Linked DNA regions of Mus musculus: region 2 is linked to region 1. Evidence: chromatin loops called from intact Hi-C (ENCODE). Cell type or tissue: heart. All regions are shown on one strand.

What was found. Hi-C counts contacts between places; a loop is a spot of excess contacts. Peaks named below come from ENCODE experiments on the same cell type or tissue, not always from the same donor. Only the 100,000 strongest peaks of a DNase experiment are listed, where the experiment ranks them.
Region 2: a loop joins it to region 1, with 2.9 times the contacts of the local background. A loop is called at or near these places in 5 of 42 quality-filtered maps.

Annotation. Positions count from the first base shown.
Region 1 is chr10:43,476,126-43,484,125 of GRCm38, forward strand. It overlaps Bend3 (BEN domain containing 3), which reads left to right and starts at 3,015. Exons shown (of 4, transcript NM_199028.2): 1 at 3,015-3,247. In heart, a CTCF peak has its summit at 3,741 (motif pointing right); DNase peaks (open chromatin) are centred at 2,016, 3,036, 3,786, 7,726 and 2 weaker places; H3K4me3 peaks cover 4,501 bases; H3K27ac peaks cover 4,930 bases.
Region 2 is chr10:43,170,098-43,178,097 of GRCm38, forward strand. Sobp (sine oculis binding protein) reads right to left here and starts at 4,433. Exons shown (of 7, transcript NM_175407.3): 1 at 3,879-4,433. The coding sequence starts at 3,974. 9030612E09Rik (RIKEN cDNA 9030612E09 gene) reads left to right here and starts at 4,602. Exons shown (of 1, transcript NR_102361.1): 1 at 4,602-6,468. In heart, a CTCF peak has its summit at 3,582; DNase peaks (open chromatin) are centred at 3,204, 4,504 and 5,304; H3K4me3 peaks cover 4,585 bases; H3K27ac peaks cover 3,472 bases; H3K27me3 peaks cover 802 bases.

The sequences.
Region 1 (8,000 bases):
AGCCTATAAGTTCAGCTCTTCTGTTTCCTTAGGCACCCCAACACATGTGGTTTACAAAACACATATACATACACATGAATTAAAACAAACAAACAAACACAAAATGCTCATTAAAACATGAAACAAAACTCAAGAAGAAGGAAGACCAAAGTGTGAATAATTCGATCCTTCTTAGAAGGGGGAACAAAATACCCACGGAAGGAGTTAGAGAGACAAAGTGTGGAGTAGGGACTGAAGGAATGACCATGCAGAGACTGCTCCATCTGGGGATCCATCCCATAAACAACCACCAAACCCAGACACTATTGCAGATGCCAATAAGATTTTGTTGATTGGAACCTGATATACTGTCTCCTGAGAGGCTCTGCCAGTACATGACAAATACAGACGTGGATGCTCACAATCATCCATTGGATGGAGCACAGGGTCCCCAATGAAGGAGCTAGAGAAAGGACCCAAGGAGCTGAAGGGGTTTACAGCTCCAAGGGAGGAACAACAATATGAACTAACCAGTACTCCCAGAGCTCCCAGGGACTAAACCACCAACCAGAGAGTATACATGGTGGACTCATGGCTCCAGCTGCATATGTAGCTTAGGATGGCCTAGTTGGTCATCAATGGGAGGACAGGCCCTTGGTCCTGTGAAGGTTCTAAGCCCCAATATAGAGAGATGCCAGGGCCAGGAAGTGGGAGTGGGTGGGCTGGGGAGCAGGGGGAGGGGGAAAGGGATAGAGGGAGGGAGTTTTTGGAGGGGAAACCTGGAAAGGGAATAACATTTGAAATGTAAATAAAGAAAATATCTAATAAAAAAATAAAAAAACATGAAACTAAGTTTCTTTTATAGATAGTAATGTAGTCCATTTCTGTTAATTTTTTTCACACCCCTTTAAAAAAAAAAAACTTTTTGTTTTTGGAAACAAGATGTCACCATGTAGTCTAGCCTGGCACTTTCTAAAGAAAAATCCCACCACCTTTGTCTCCAATCTGCTGGGCGCAGAGGTGGGTAGCCCCATGGCAACTCTGCTAATGACTTAGTGGGGACACACAACAAACTCCACTTACCTTGAAAGCTAAACCCAAACCAAAACAAAACACCTAGTATCTGACCCAAGCTTAGGTCTCTAACAAAGAAGAGATGATTTATTTGTCTTGGACACTTGAGTTCTCACTGTGAATAGTTGGGCAAAGATAGATCCTGTCACAATTCAGGAAATTTTTCTTTTTAAAAACTGAACACGGCCATTTTACATTCTTAAAGCAACGCAGCAGAGCGGTTTAAATGGAAAACGAGCTTAGATGCTAACTGTTCCCGACTCTTCTGGGAAATCCGACAAAACTAAACTAATGAAACGCAACGTCTCCTTTTATAATTCTAACTGTCACATTAAATTGAAGGTGAGGACAAAACTGCAGCATCTGTTAACGCAGCCGAGGGAAGAGTTGTGCTGCGCATGTCACTTAATGCACAAGTGCAGAAGTCAAGTTCCCTAACGAATCCAAGTGCTTCCACTTTGTCTCCAGGGAATGTATAAATTAACCATTCCCCCTCCCTTCCTCCCTCCTCCCTATTTTAAATGTAGATAGGGCGACCCTAGCCTTTTGAATTTGAAGGGCTGCTATCTCGGGCCCATTCTTTCCATCATCCTGTTTTGAATGACACTGAGCACGTATAGATTCTCTTATAAAAGCACCCCTAGGATGCTGGGCTCCTTTCTTCAAGCTGCTAGCTAATTTTGCATAGCAATTAGTACTGACTTCTCCAAGTCTGCAACCCAAACACCTCTCCAGAACGTTCCACAGTCCCTCCAAGGTCCAACTCTGCGCCATTAGATTTCAAACCAGAAGGCGAGGAACTTGCGTAATGATTAAATTCCCAATTTGTGTGAAGACACAATAATCTCTGACTACGCGTTAATTCCAACCTTAGGCCGCGACTGGGCAGCTAGGAGCCAGCATGTACGTCCTTTTAAAATCTATTCTACGTATTCACTGACCGCGCCGGGCCGGGCCACATGGTCCTCTCTCGCAGCCAGTCAGCTGTAGGCAGCAGATGGGATCATTTGCATTTTTCTTTTTAGACATTTTTTTTCCATCGGCAAATTAAAGGATTAAAAAAATTTTTTTTTCCGTTCTCATTGTTTACCAAAACCAGGCACGCAGCTTAAAAGTTGACTTGGGCTTTTCTTTTCCCTCCACCCCCACCCCAAGTCCCCGAAAGTTGGAGAACTGCGAGGGGTTGGTTTCTTATTTCTCAACTCCGACTCTGCAGTCCGGGAAACTAGGAGACGGTCGGTCTTAACTAACTCGGCGACTGGAGTCTCCCAGTTTTCCGCGCTGAGCCCCGTGGCTCTGAGTTGGTGGCATGAGGGTCCCCAAGCGCGTGCTTCGCTCCGCAGCCTCAAGCGGCAAAACTTGGGCTCTCGGAACTCAGGCTTTACGGGAGAGGGCGGCCACCCTGCCGGGGGAGTGGCCAGGGCTCCCCCAGAGCCCGGGGTCGCTCTCCAGTATACCCCCCCAACCACGAATCCATGCAGAACTGGAGGGGGGGCGCACCCCGAAGTCTTTGTGCCCGGCGTGGCACGGGAAGGTCCGTGCGATGGTGCGGCGCCACAGCCGAGCGCCCCAAAAGCGGGGGGCGCGGGCGGAAAAGACACGGCGCGTTGCCTCCCACCCCCACCCCCCGGGGTTAGAGAAAAAGTAGAGAAAGAGGCGCCGGGGCCACGCTCCAGCCCGGAGAGCACGTAGCCGAGAATGCCGCGGGGCGCTTTCCCGTGGGTGAGAGCCGCCCTGGTCCGCCGGCAGCCGGCGCGGGCCCACGTGGAGCCGCGCTGTGCAGGCCGAGCGCACCCGCCCCGCAGCGCGCCCCAGCTCCCCGCCGCGGTCGCTCACGCCCGAGCGCCGCCGCCGCCGCCGCCGCTGGTCCCGCGTGTGCCCCGCTGAGGGGGAGGGGCGGCGCGGTGGGGGCGGAGGGCTTGAGGTTCCACTGCAGCGGGGGCTCCTGTGTCCTTGTGCGGAAATGACACACGGAGTCCCGTCACGTCACGCGAGAGCGCAGCGCACGGACACACACAAAGAGAGGGGAAAATACACGGCGCCCGCCCGCCCGCCGCCCCCAGCCAGTCGGCGGGGCCGCCCCGGCCAGGCCCTGCGCGCTCGGCCCCCACTGCGGCCCGCGCGCCCGCCCCCCGCACGTGGCGCCCGAACTCGGCGCGGGTCCCGCTCCGCAAAGTAACAACTCTCGTCCCAGGTGAGTGTGGGCCCCGGTCGGGGCCGCCTGCGAGCGGCTCGCCGCCTCCGCGCGGGCTGGAAGGGGGAGCGGGCGCCCACGGGCTCGTCGCGCCCCATTGTGCCGCGCGCCCCTTTGTGCCCGCTCGGAACGCCGCGACTCCATGGCGTTCCGGGAGCACGCGCGCCGCGGCCAGGGAGGAGGAGGAGGGAGGGGAGGACGCACGGTGGAACGGTCCGCGCCGCCGCCGCCAGGCCGGCCCCACTCGCGCCGCGCGCCGGCTCTCCACCCCCGGCGGGCCGGCGATGGAGCGGCCGAGGGCCGCCGGGGAGCAACTGCGCGGCGCCGGAGCGCTCGCGTTCGACCGGCCTGTGGCGGCGATGGAGGGGTGTCAGAGGGAGCAGAAGGGCGGGGAGCCAGAGGCCGGAGAGCCGCCGCTCGGAGGGACGCTGCCCCGGGGAGGCAGCGGAGGGAGCGAGGCTGCCGGCGGCTGGGAGCGGGGTGCGGCGAGCCCCGCCGCCAGGGGGCGCGGCACCCTCCCGGGCCGTTCCACGGCGCTCCGTGGTTCCCGCTGCCCGGCTGGAGGCGGGTCCAGCGCGGCGCTCTGGGTGTGCACCCCAGCGAGCGCGAGGCCTTCCTGGCGGGCGGTGGAGCCGGGCCGGGGCGCTCGCCGCCCCTCGTGACTTGTGCCCGCCACGATCGACGTAATTTCCCACGCAGACTTGGCTCGGGCTGTGAGGCGCGGAGTTGTGAAGGCCTTGTGGGCTGGGACTCAACTCATCTGAGTTCTTTTTTTCTTTTTTTTTTAAGTTTGTCCTAAAGTAGAAGTTTGATCGCTCAGGTGGCCCGCTTGGGAGTATTTTGGAGGTGGAGGCCAACCAGAGATGCTCAGAATTAATGTTCACTGTTTGGAAGTCAGAGAACTTCCTTTTAGAAGTAACTTTTGAATGTTTTCCTACAAGTAACACGTCACTGAGTAGAGGGGAGGGTGCCAGAAATCTATAAAGACCCAGAAAACCCAGGCGAGTGGGGAACGTGTGGAAATGTCCCAGATAGAGGTTTTAGGTTTGTCTCTGTTTCGGTTCCATGCCTGCAGTTTTTCTCTTTTTGCGACTTTCCACTTTTAATTCATAGGTGTTTGGGTTTTGTTTTTAAGCTTCATTTTCGGTGTATGTGTTTTGACTGCATATATATGCGCCATATCCATGCCTGGTCTCCTAAGAGGTCAGAGGAGGGCATCGGATTTACAGATAGATGGTTGGGAGCAGCCACGTGGGTGATGGGAACACAACCCACGACCTCTGCAAGAGCCACAAGTGCTCTTAAACGCTGAGCCATCTCTCCAGCCCCTCGTTTTAGAGTTTCATGTGTAAACCTTACAGGACTTCAGCTTCCTCGAATACTGGGATTTAGCCAGGATTTTTTTGTTTTTTTGTTTTCCTTTTTTGAGACAGTCTCCTGTGGTCCCTGCTGGCCTCAGACTTTTTTGTTATATAGGCCTGCGTGATCCTGAACGCCTGTCAAGTTACAGGAGTTACATACTTGGGATTACAAGTATGTGCACTGCACCTAATTTTTGTGGTACTTGATCGAAATTACGACTTTAGTTACGGTAGGCAAACATTTTACCAACTAAGTTACATCCCCAGCCCTAAGAATTATTTTTGCATTTTTAAAAATCTAAACTTTTATATATATTCTCATGTGAGACCAAGACACACCAAGAACCACTTTGGGCTTTACTAGAGATGCCTTGTTTGTTTGTTTGTTTGTTTTAAGTCTACATTTCACTGTAGCTTTGAATGGCCTGGAGCCTGAGATTTAACAAGGCTGGCCTTGGAGATCCAGCTGCCTAAACCGACCAAATGCTAGGATTAAAGATCTGTCCCACCACACCTGGCATTTTGTTGTTGTTGTTTGGTCTTGATACCGAGTCCCTAAATTCTGTCCCGTCCTTGAATTGCTATGTAAACCAGGCTGGCCTCAAACTTAGAGATCTGACTGATCCTGCCTGTAGGGGGTGGAGGTGGGATGGGGGTGGGGGAAGGTATTAAAGGTGTCCACACCACCTGGCTTTTGTTGTTTTCTCAGACTGGGTCTCACTATGTATCCCATACTGGGATGGTCTTTTGGTTTCTCTGTAGACCAGGCTGCCCTAGAACTCAGGGATCCACCTACCTGCCATCTCCATCTCCGCTTTCTCCTATCAGTGTTGGAACCAAAAGAATGAACCACCATGACCATGTCAGAGATGCTGTTTTAGTGAAGTTAAACAGTAAAGTTAGCGTTCTTTCTCCACACACACAAGAAGTAAGACCAGTTAGCCACGAAGACAGAATACAGACTAGCCAGCATTCCAACCGTCTGTTAGAGATTGATAGGTTATCTGGGGACCCTTGGGGGCACCAAAGGTGGGGGCAGAATATTTAGGAACAGGAAAATTGGACTCAGCCCTGACAGAGGTTTGATTGGGTGAGGATTAAGCTCCTGTAGGAGACCCATCTACAGAACTGCCTAGAAATGCATTAGCACCTGTAATAATAATTTATACAAGAGACTAGGGAATGGCGTGTGTGTGTGTGTGTGTGTGTGTGTGTGTGTGTGTTAATTTTTATAAGTGAGACTATGCTTGCTATTCTAACCATTCTGTACCCACTATTGACATCTCTGTTTTAGAATTAGTTTTTGGAGTAGTAGAACTTTAGGACTCCTTGGTGTTTAGAGGGATATAGTCATGCTATCTTTTCTAGCCCTTGGCCAACCTGGAACTTGCTGTGCAAAACCAAGCTGGCATTCCTCTTGTCCCTACTTCCTTAGGGCAGGGATTATGGAAATGTGCTATCACGCCTATTTGGGTGGTGGTGGTTGTCCTCTGAGACAGGGTTGCAGGTGTTTAAACTGGCCTTGCACTCACTATATTGCCAAACCCAACCTTGAATCATCTTCCACACATGCACCCTGGTGTTGCATATGGAGCTCCGAGAACTGCTTACAGGAGTGAGTTCTGGAGAGTAAGCACCGGCCATTGCGCTTGGCGGCAAGCCCCTTCATCTTAGCCATCTCTCCTAGATAAATCACACACATACACACACACACACACACAGACACACACACACACACAAAAGCATTCACTGACAAAAATGGGTGGTTTTGGTCTTGTGAGCATCACTGTGCATTCTGCCCTTTCCTTTCAGAGCTGACAGGACCTTCCTTCCCTTTTGTGACTGAGGCTCCAATATAGCATTGCTTTGATTGTCACTTGTGAGTTCTGGACCTAGGTGCACACAAGTCAAGTCAAGGGCTCTGCATTTTAGCCCTCAATGTATCTCAAATGTGTAAAACAGGGCACTGTTTCTTCAGGAGTGGTTCGTGCCTGTGCCTGGCATGTTAGTCAGAATTTTGTCTGAAAAGCAGACTTATATATATTTAGAGCTAAGGTTTGCTCAACAACTGCTTTATTACAGCTCTCTGACTTGTTTCTTTTTTATTTATTTGGGGGGTGGGTTGAGACAGGTTCTTGTCATGTGGTGCATCTCCAACAGACAGTTCTCCTTTGTCTTCTTCTTAAATACTGGGATCGCAGGCACACAGGCCCATGCAGTTCAGACCCTCTTTTTCTCTTTCTGCTCAGGGTCTTTTCTGTGTAGTGCAGGTCAGGCCGCTCTAGAACCCGTGGTTCTCGTGTCTCTGCTTCCTCAGTGATGACATTAGTTAGATTTAAGTCCCCTTAAATTTGAAGGGAACATTGTTTGAGACAGAGGCTCATTCTGTATACAGGCAGGTCTTGAACTCTTGGCCCAGAACTCTTGGTCAACCTCTTAACATTTTTTTGTTTTCTGCCAATGGCCCCTTTCTCCTTTGCCTGTCAATTTTTCATTTATTAGCGATCACCAGGGTGGCGGCATAGATCCCTCACATGCAAGGACTGTTGGTTTGAGCTTGGGGCAAGTGCCTGACCAGAGCTTGTCTGGAGCAGCCGGGCTGTGCCCAGACGCTAGTTAACCAGCTCCTGTGCTCCCAAGACCGGACACTTGAAAAAGTGGAAAACACAAAGGAAACTCTGCTTTTGACTCTTAGGAAAGTGAGTCCCCTTTGTCCAGCCCCGGAGTGGGTGCTGGAGCATGCTGCCTTTCCCTCCTTGATGAACCAGTTTCTAGATGCCAGGTCTGAGGGTGAGCCCTTCCTGAGGCAAAGAGACCTTTAGTAGAACCAGCTAATAGAGATGGCAGCTTCAGAAAGCTCAGGGAACAGCCGATTGGAGCAGGGCTGTTGGGCGTGTGGGCCAGCAGGCAGGTCTGTGTGACTGCCCTTCCATGTCTGCCGGACGATGAGGTTGTGTGCTGGCTGCAGACAGAAGGCAGCGACAGTTACAGCTTTAGTAAAATTCAGGGGCAATTGCTCTGGTTTTCTGAGGACTGGTGTTTCTCAAACTGCATTTGCAGTTGTATCTAAAAATAGAAACAAATTGCAAACATGTCCTGCAAATCCCATGGGTAGGACAGGGCTGCCAAGAGTGCCTGTTCTGACAGAGCCAAGGCTCCCGGCTGACCTGTGAACTCAGAGACAGACCCCATGAGGGCAGCCGGCATGGGAACAGTCTCCCAGTCCTCGCTTCAGGAGGACATTTGATTTCATTTCACTCCAGCTTGCCCTTTTCATTTAAAATAATAATAACAATAATAATAACTATTATTATTATTATTGTAAAACTAAGATGTAAAACTTTAAGATGTTTGCTCTAACTTTACAATTCTTTTAGTAAAAAAGAAAGCTG
Region 2 (8,000 bases), 310 kb before region 1:
AATTGTGTTATTGTTTGGGACCTGCTGAGCACAGTTTACTGAGGTTTATATGCACAAATACATATCTTGACTATATATATATATGTGTGCGTGTGTGTGTGTGTGTGTGTACACACACATATACCTATGTGTATATATATTATATATGTATATATATTATATATATATATAATTTGTACATTCATTAATACATAGCTTTTATATGGTATCTACCACGTTCTGGGAAAATTCCTGAGCTAATTAACTCTTCCATATGTTGGAATTTCTCTGTGTTGACTTCCATGAACTATGACACATGTAAGGAACAGCCTATCAGAGTTACATTGACTTAGATAGAATCCCCATAGTCATTTTAGAAGCCCAAAGTAAGCAAGCTATACAACTTTTTGATTGCTAGCTCAGTTTTTAACATCTTCTTTACTTCTTTACTATGCCTATTAAGTAAGGCGTCGTAATTATAATTATAAGTATAACGAAGTCCCTAGCAGAAGAATTTGCTCAGTTCTTCTTTAAGCCAGGAAAAATCAGCATCCAGAGAAGAAAAGATAAAGAAAAACCACAAAGCTCACAGTAAGACAAACATTCCAGCTGGGAGGATATTTCCCCTGAAGGACACCAGAGCCAAGCTATGCCAAGTCGTGTACTTTTCACACACAAAATTATATTGTATCACATTTTAAATTTGTTACAACTGCCATGTCCATTAAACCAGTGATAAGGAAAACGTAACTCTATCTGATCTAGTGAAACAGCAGCCAGCATTAGCCCACAGCCTCGTGAAGACCACCCCCACTGCCATCACTGGTGTCAGCGAAACCTCATCGAGGTTGGCTTCTCCAGCCATTTTTAGCTAACTATGTGATTGTCACGATTAGAAAAATCTTGAAGTGTCTGAGTGAGGCAGTTCTGCCGGCCGCTCCCGACACTCTGCATTTGCTGCACTTAAAATAGACACTTGTACCAGTGTCCTTTCTATTACCCAAAGGAGAAAAAAAAATCACATACACACCAGTCCCTTTTCTTTCAGCTCACAGAGAAGCAACTCAATCCAAGGAGTGTTGAAACCTGAGTAGGTCACTGTACACCGCGATAAAATTCCCTAATCCCTGGGCCAAATCTCCCCGAGGGGGGCCTCCTCCTGATCTCCACTTCCCAGGCTGACTTTTCCATTCCTCTCTCCTTTCCCCTTTCATTTCCCCTACCTTCAAGCCTTGATATGTGATCCGAAGTGGGGGCTCAGGTTTCCGTTTTTACAGCTTAGGCCCCGCTAGCTGTATACATTCCTTTCTTTCTGCTGGGCAGTGATTACTTACCAGGGCTTAGTTTACACTGGTCCAGATGAAGGCAAATACAGCCCGGCAGCCCCAGCGGCACTGATATGAAGTTGTACAAGGCTACATTGTGTTCTGGATGACATTTTGTTGCACACATTTTATACAGGGCAACCAACTTATTATGTTACCCTACACTTCAGTTCAGGAAGCTGAAGGGATAATAATACCAGGAGGGGTGGGGTGGAAGTTGTTGATGTGGCTATTAATATTAAAATCAGGAAAAATATTCATGAGTTCAAAGTAAGTCTGTGATTTTGAGAAGCTACTTTAAACAAAGATTTTTTTATGATGTTTTATTAGAAGAATGCCTAGAGATTCATCAGACACCCTGGCATGGTATACATGGATATGACTGAAAAAATTTTGCCAGACCCTTTCATTTTGTTCCAAACCAGAGAGAAAAATGCCACAATTCAATTATGTGCTAGAAAAAAAAAGAAAGAAAAAAGAAAAAGAAAAAAAAATCTTTTAATGCCACAGAATGAAAGAAGGATTGAGGCTTCAAATAGTAGAAGGCAATTTAGAGAAAGAAAAATAACATTTTTAAAAAGAGGAAGTTCTGTGCATCCAGGTTAATCCCATACTCAGTCCTGCAGCATGGGCTAAAAACTGTAATTTTTCCCCTTCACACAATGTTGTTTTTGTTTCTTCCTCGCTAGTTCAGACAAACATCTGTTATACTGTAGAAGGACAACTATCTCCCAAACCACGGAGTGCCTGCAGCCAAAGCCAACAGCACCAGCCCCAAGCATTGAGCACAGTCAGCCTTTATATCCAGCCGGGATAACATTTCACATGTTTTGATTAAAATTAGCTAATTTGTAATTCTAGAACCTATGAAACTTAAAAGCTGCCATCCATATAGAGGGCATTAGGCAGCATCTTAAAGGGCCAGAGCTAGCTGTGGTTGCCTGGTGGCCTTCTCTGGTCGTCCCCCACTCTCCATTTAAAAACGACACGGAAAAGTAATGTAGAAACGCAAGACAGGAGGGAGGGGCCAGAACTGCAGAACACACTCTGCCTCTTGAAGAGAAAACAACTTTTACAGATCTCTTTCTTTTCTTTTTCTTTTATAAACTGTCTATCATTAGAATCAATAGTGGTTTCTGTTACAGGGAATGGTATTAATTTCCAAGGCAAAGCTTCCTAACTTTCCCAGACGGATAACTCCTGCTTCCAGACACTAAATTCTTCACCACCACCACCTCCTCCCAAAATAAAAGCCCTACTTCCAAAGCGTGGAATACAAGTAAAACTCCCGGGAGAGAGGCAAAGCTAGGAACATACACCTAGTTTCACAAACACCTAAGATGTGTGTCTGTTTGCCCCTTCTAAACGTGGGCTTTCTCGCAGCACCCTCACCAAATACGCTTGCTATAACCAAGAAGATGCCCAAGCCGCAATAACAGTGAATTAGTCCCATACCATTTTAACCAGTTTGCCTTTCAAATACAAACTTAACCAAAGCTGACCAAGTCACCTGACTGTATTGAAGATTCCATGCAGACAGAAGTGGAGAACGCCAAGAAACGCGAAAAACAAGCCTTACATATTTTAATATCATAGAAACAAATCTATGTACGTAAAGTGATTTCTTTTTCAAATCAAGAAACTCATAATGCACACACAAGATAAAATCCTCGCCAGGCAAAACACACAACTTTGAGGAAAATAAAGAAGTGGGGGTGACAGAAGAGTCCAGGCTGAGCCGTGTTCTTGGGTTTCTACGCGAACAGCTGGAGCGCCAGGAGGCTGCGCTCGCCACCTCTGGAGCACCGCTGGCCTGGCAGGGCGCCCGGCCTCGCAGAGAGGACTCGGGGCTGGCCTTCGCGAACAATGGGCAGGCGGCAGCGGAGGCCGCCCCTCAGACAGCTGGCTTTCAGCCGGGCTTGCCGGGTCTGCTAACTGGAAAGTGAGGCGTGCAGAGGCGAGCGGGAGACCCGGGGCAGAAGCAGAGAGGAGCGGCCGGGGACGGCGAGGCGAGCCCGCTGGCTGCAGCGTCCCTGACCCGCGCCGCTCCGGCCCAAGCCTCCGCCACTGACAGCTACACCGCCGCAGCCGGCGAGTTGGAGCAAAGCGGGATCACCGAGCCTGGGGATGGACCGGGAAGAGGGGTGGAATCCAGGTATCCCGGGTGCCCCGGTCCGGCAGCTCTTAACTTTGGAGGGGTCCGGAGATTCATTTCCGAAAAAGGGAGAAATACTACACCGACCATCAGGAAAGCCACTGCACCATGCTCACTCGCCACTGGGGTTCAGTGCCCTCGCCCGGCAACATCTGTACCAGTCTAGGGTTTGTGAGGTTAAATAGTATCCCCCCCCCCTCGCCCCCATCAAATCTGAGGTTGGCAGACTTCGGAGATGCAGCCCATGAGTTGGCCTCGGTTTTGCACCTGGAGGGGGAGCTGAGGCGTCCCAGGGACCCAGCAGAAACTGACAAGCGCGCCCCTGTCCCCCCCCCCCCCCCCCGCAGCCTACACAACAGCCCGAAGGGAGCGGACGGAATAAAGAGCTCGGTCTCCCCGGCCTCCGAGTCCGAAAATACCTTCATCTCCTCGTTGATCTCCCTCTTCACAGGGTGAGCGGGTTTCCGGCTTCTTTTATTTTCCGGAGGTCTCCCTTCTTTCTCCATTTCTGCCATGTTTTTGTGTCTGGTTTCTGTGGAGATGAAATGGCTGCTGCCGCCGCCGGCGGTGGTGGTGGTGGCGGTGGCGGTGGCGGAGGTGGAGGTGGTGCTGATGGTGGCAACGCTGGCGGAGGTAGCGGTGCTAGCGGGTCCGGGGCTGGGGGTGGGGGTGGAACAGGCGAGGGAGGAGCGGGGTCTCTTCTAGCGGCGGAGACCGTCAGTGGCCGTCACGGGGAAGGGTAGCCCGGGGAGTCTCGGGGATGCCGCCGCCGCCGCTCCTACCGTCGCCGCCGCCGCTCCTGCTGCCGCCGCTGCCGGTGCCGCCGCCGCCGCTCCCGCTCCCGCCGCCGCCGGGCTGCATCCTCGGGGCCCGAAGGAGTCGTCAGCCATCTTCCTGAGCTCTGTCTGTCCGCATGGGCGAGAGGAGCGCCGGCCACGGCGGAGACAGCTGCTCTGGGCGTGCGTGCGTGGATCTGTGTGTGCGCCCGGGAGAGCGCGCCAGCCCCGGCGCCCAGCGCCTCCCGCGAGCCGAGCCGCGGGCGGAGGGAGGGACTGAGCGGGGAGGGGTCCGAGGGAGGGGAGGCTGGGGGTGGGGGGGACAAGGCCAGCCCCCCGCTCGCGAGCGGGCGTGGCTTCCCGGTCGTTGTAGACGCGGATGCTGCGCGGCTCCGGGGGCTGCTGGCGGCCGCCTGCTCCTGGGCGGCGGGCACCGGCCCTACTCGGAGCCGCCACCTCCCCGCGACGACCCCTCCTGCTCCCGAGCTCCGTGACGTGGGCTCCGGTGGGCTCAGAGTTGGCTTCTGAGGATGACCTAGAGGCCGCTGAGGCAAAACATAGCGGGGTGAAGGGTGGAGGTGGAGCGCTGAAAGGGCGCAGGGACCTGAAGGCAGAGCGAGAACTCGGCTCCGGGGTTGCAGCGCCCGGGAGCGGAGGGAAACACAGACCGGACCCACCGCTCAGGCACCAGTGTCCTGCTCCGAAGACTACGGCAGGCTGTGTGGAGGCTGAATGTCGCTTAGAGGGGTCTCCAGCACAGCGCGCCGTCAGACTGTTTGCCAGGAAGCTTTTGCCTTCCTGAGAAGGACTTCGAAGTAGGACAACTCAGCCTCCAGCTCCCTGATTTTCTTTCTCTTTCTGTCTCCCTTCCCCCTCTGCCCCAAACGCAAGCTTATGCTCTGTTACAAAGTAGCATCTTTACCCGGTGACCCGGCTTGCACCCTCACCGTGCCCTGTGCTTAATGGGAAGGGTTGGGCTTAGTGGGTACTGTTGTGCGCTCAGGATCCCTCCCCCCAGAAGCCCCACGCCCTCGCCACGCACGACAGGACCCTCTCCTCTCCATCAGGTTCCACACTCTTCCACCAGACTCGCATCTGCTGGTTCCAAAGCCCAGCTCATCCTCCATGCGCTCACGTGTTTCCTCTTGGGCCGCCTCTGTCCACGCCCTGGACCAAGGTCGGCTGCGCCTGTCCCTGTCTTTTGGGTTGAGGTATCAGCGTGAACCGTTTGATGAGGCTCCAGAGACAACACACAGCTCTGAAAATCTCCTACACACACTGCAAAGGAACGACACCTAGACGTTCCCAGTTCAGCTTTCCCGCGCCGCTCCACTTTGTAATTACCTGACACAATGTGATATGGGGGTGTCCATTGTTCCCCGGCTTGTTATTACGGAGTGTTCATTATGACAGTGGTGGAATTTAAAATTACACATTTTTAAGTCCTTAAGAGATAGAATGAATTCGGTGTGGGGGTATGAGTAAGCTTTTCATTAAAATCTCAGTTCGGCCTATCAAGTGGGGTTCATTCTGAGTGTTGCCTTGCCTAATTTGCATTTTAGCATGGTTTTGTCTCTTTAAGCATAGAATTACAGATATCTGGGAGCGTACTCTGCAGGGCTGAACAACCCTATGAGGCCTGTTTTTGCATTTTAGCATAATGTGTTTCGTACAAATATTTGGGAGGGTACCCTGGAAAGCATCTTCTCTTTCGTGTGCTGGGGGTGCGAGGGAAAGTACCTGTGTACCCGAAGCCATGCAGAAGGCCTGTGGGAACTTCTAAAAGCCAGCTTTTGCCTTTTAGGGGTCATAGTGAAAAGCCAGGGGGTCGTGTCAAGGATTTAAGAAAAGGGGTAGATGAAAACCAAGGAGATGTGCATCCAGCTTCAGAGCCCCAAGTCCTCTGGCTGGGTCATATGTATTTGCAGAAGACGTTGGTAAACCTCCAGCGACCCAGTAGTTAAGGAGGCTGAGAGAAGCCCGGACTCCTCCCCATCACTAAGGAATGTGATCCTTATATATGGTTACACCATTCATAGTATGTATGGTTACACTATATATAGAGGGTGTCTCCATCATCCTATTGTTGGTAGGCTTGTTTTTTTCTGTTCTGTCCTCTTGGTGTTTAGCTAAAAAAAAAAAAAAAAAAAAAAAAAAAAAGTGGTAGGAAAACTTTTTCCCCCTTACTTTGTAAAACTACAGACTCATGTTGTAAAATAAACTATGCAATAAGAAGCCTTTGTCTCTTGGAAACATTTACATCTTCTCTGTTTCCTTTGGGGCCAGAGCTGTCACAATTGACTCACTGTTGTTCAGCTGATATCAAGTAACAAGTTGTATACCCCCCTGTCTTAGATACAGTTTCACAAGTTAAGAAACAAATAAACAGAAAAGGTAAACTATAGCACAGATTTATATTTAGAAACAGCTGCACTTCTTTCAAAGGGAGTAACTTTAAAGAAACAGCCCAGGAGTCTAATGAAAATAGTGACATTGATCAGCCACCTGTGCCTTCCTGCCCTCTACAAGACTGAGGTAAAACGATTGGACCAGAACCCATGAAGTAGATCTTTACTGACATTGGAAACTCAGAAAGTATATCTGAGAAAAAAACGTTAACCTGACCTGAACTTTGGAATTGCAATTGCTACATGTTCTTGAATCTGTGCTTTCCCAAATGTACCATAGAAGGCAGCTAGTTACACCAAGAGTTGATGCTTTATGCACTTAGAATCTTGAGTCAGATCATGGTCCCTGGATACTTTGTAAACGTGTAACTCTGGGTAGAAACAATAACATAAATATGTTTTTGAAGACTCCTTCCTTCCTCCACCCGACACACAATGCCCAACCTCCTGGTATACAATTAGTCTTCATTTCTCTCCCTCATTAGCCCTGCCAATCACCAAGATAGGCACAGGGCCAAGCTTTTGTATATTCCTCAGTTACCTTTTTGAGTTCTCCCTTCTTTAGAGTTCTTCTTGATCTTAATCTGGGCCTGCTTCACCTGGAAAAAAACATCAGAGAGCAATGGGAAGACCCCAGAGTGGTCTTCTATGGATGTATTGGCTATCACCCAGAATTGATTAATGTAGCCTAAAACCATCTTGAAAGGTTTTTCTGTGTAGTATTTGAAATGAGTGTTCATCTTGAACAAGTTCTGTGCTCTAGCTAAAGGTGAGGATTAAAATATAATTATAATGTTGAACACATGATAGGAATTGTCTCACTTAATATTCATAACATCCCGTGAAGCTTCTTTAGTTATCTCCAGATCACATAAGAAAGCTGAATCTTATGCAAGTTGCTAAGAATTACTGAAATGTGGACTTATAACTTCTTTCCAATTCCATCTCTGGAGTTTTTAAGTTTATGCTAATCTGATTTGGTAAATTCCTGTAACAATCTACATTTTACCTTATCTAAGGCTCATATTTTCACAGATTAAAATAACATCTTTACCTTGAATTCTTACTTCTTTAAGTGGTATCCATTTCTTGCCAATGGTACATAATCTAACTAACATATTCACCAATCAACAGGGCATTAGATTTCCTTGAGTTAGGCAGAAGCAACCATTCTTAGGAAAATCCCAGAGGCTTAAAACAACAAAAATGTCCAACAAAGTCAGCTAAGGATCATTATGGATCTCTTTAGCACTTATCCTCTATGTGATGGCTTGGGATGTACTTCACATATGCACAGTCACTGTAGGGAAGATGGAGGTTTGGGGACATATATATTGCCTAGAGTCAGTCCTAGAGA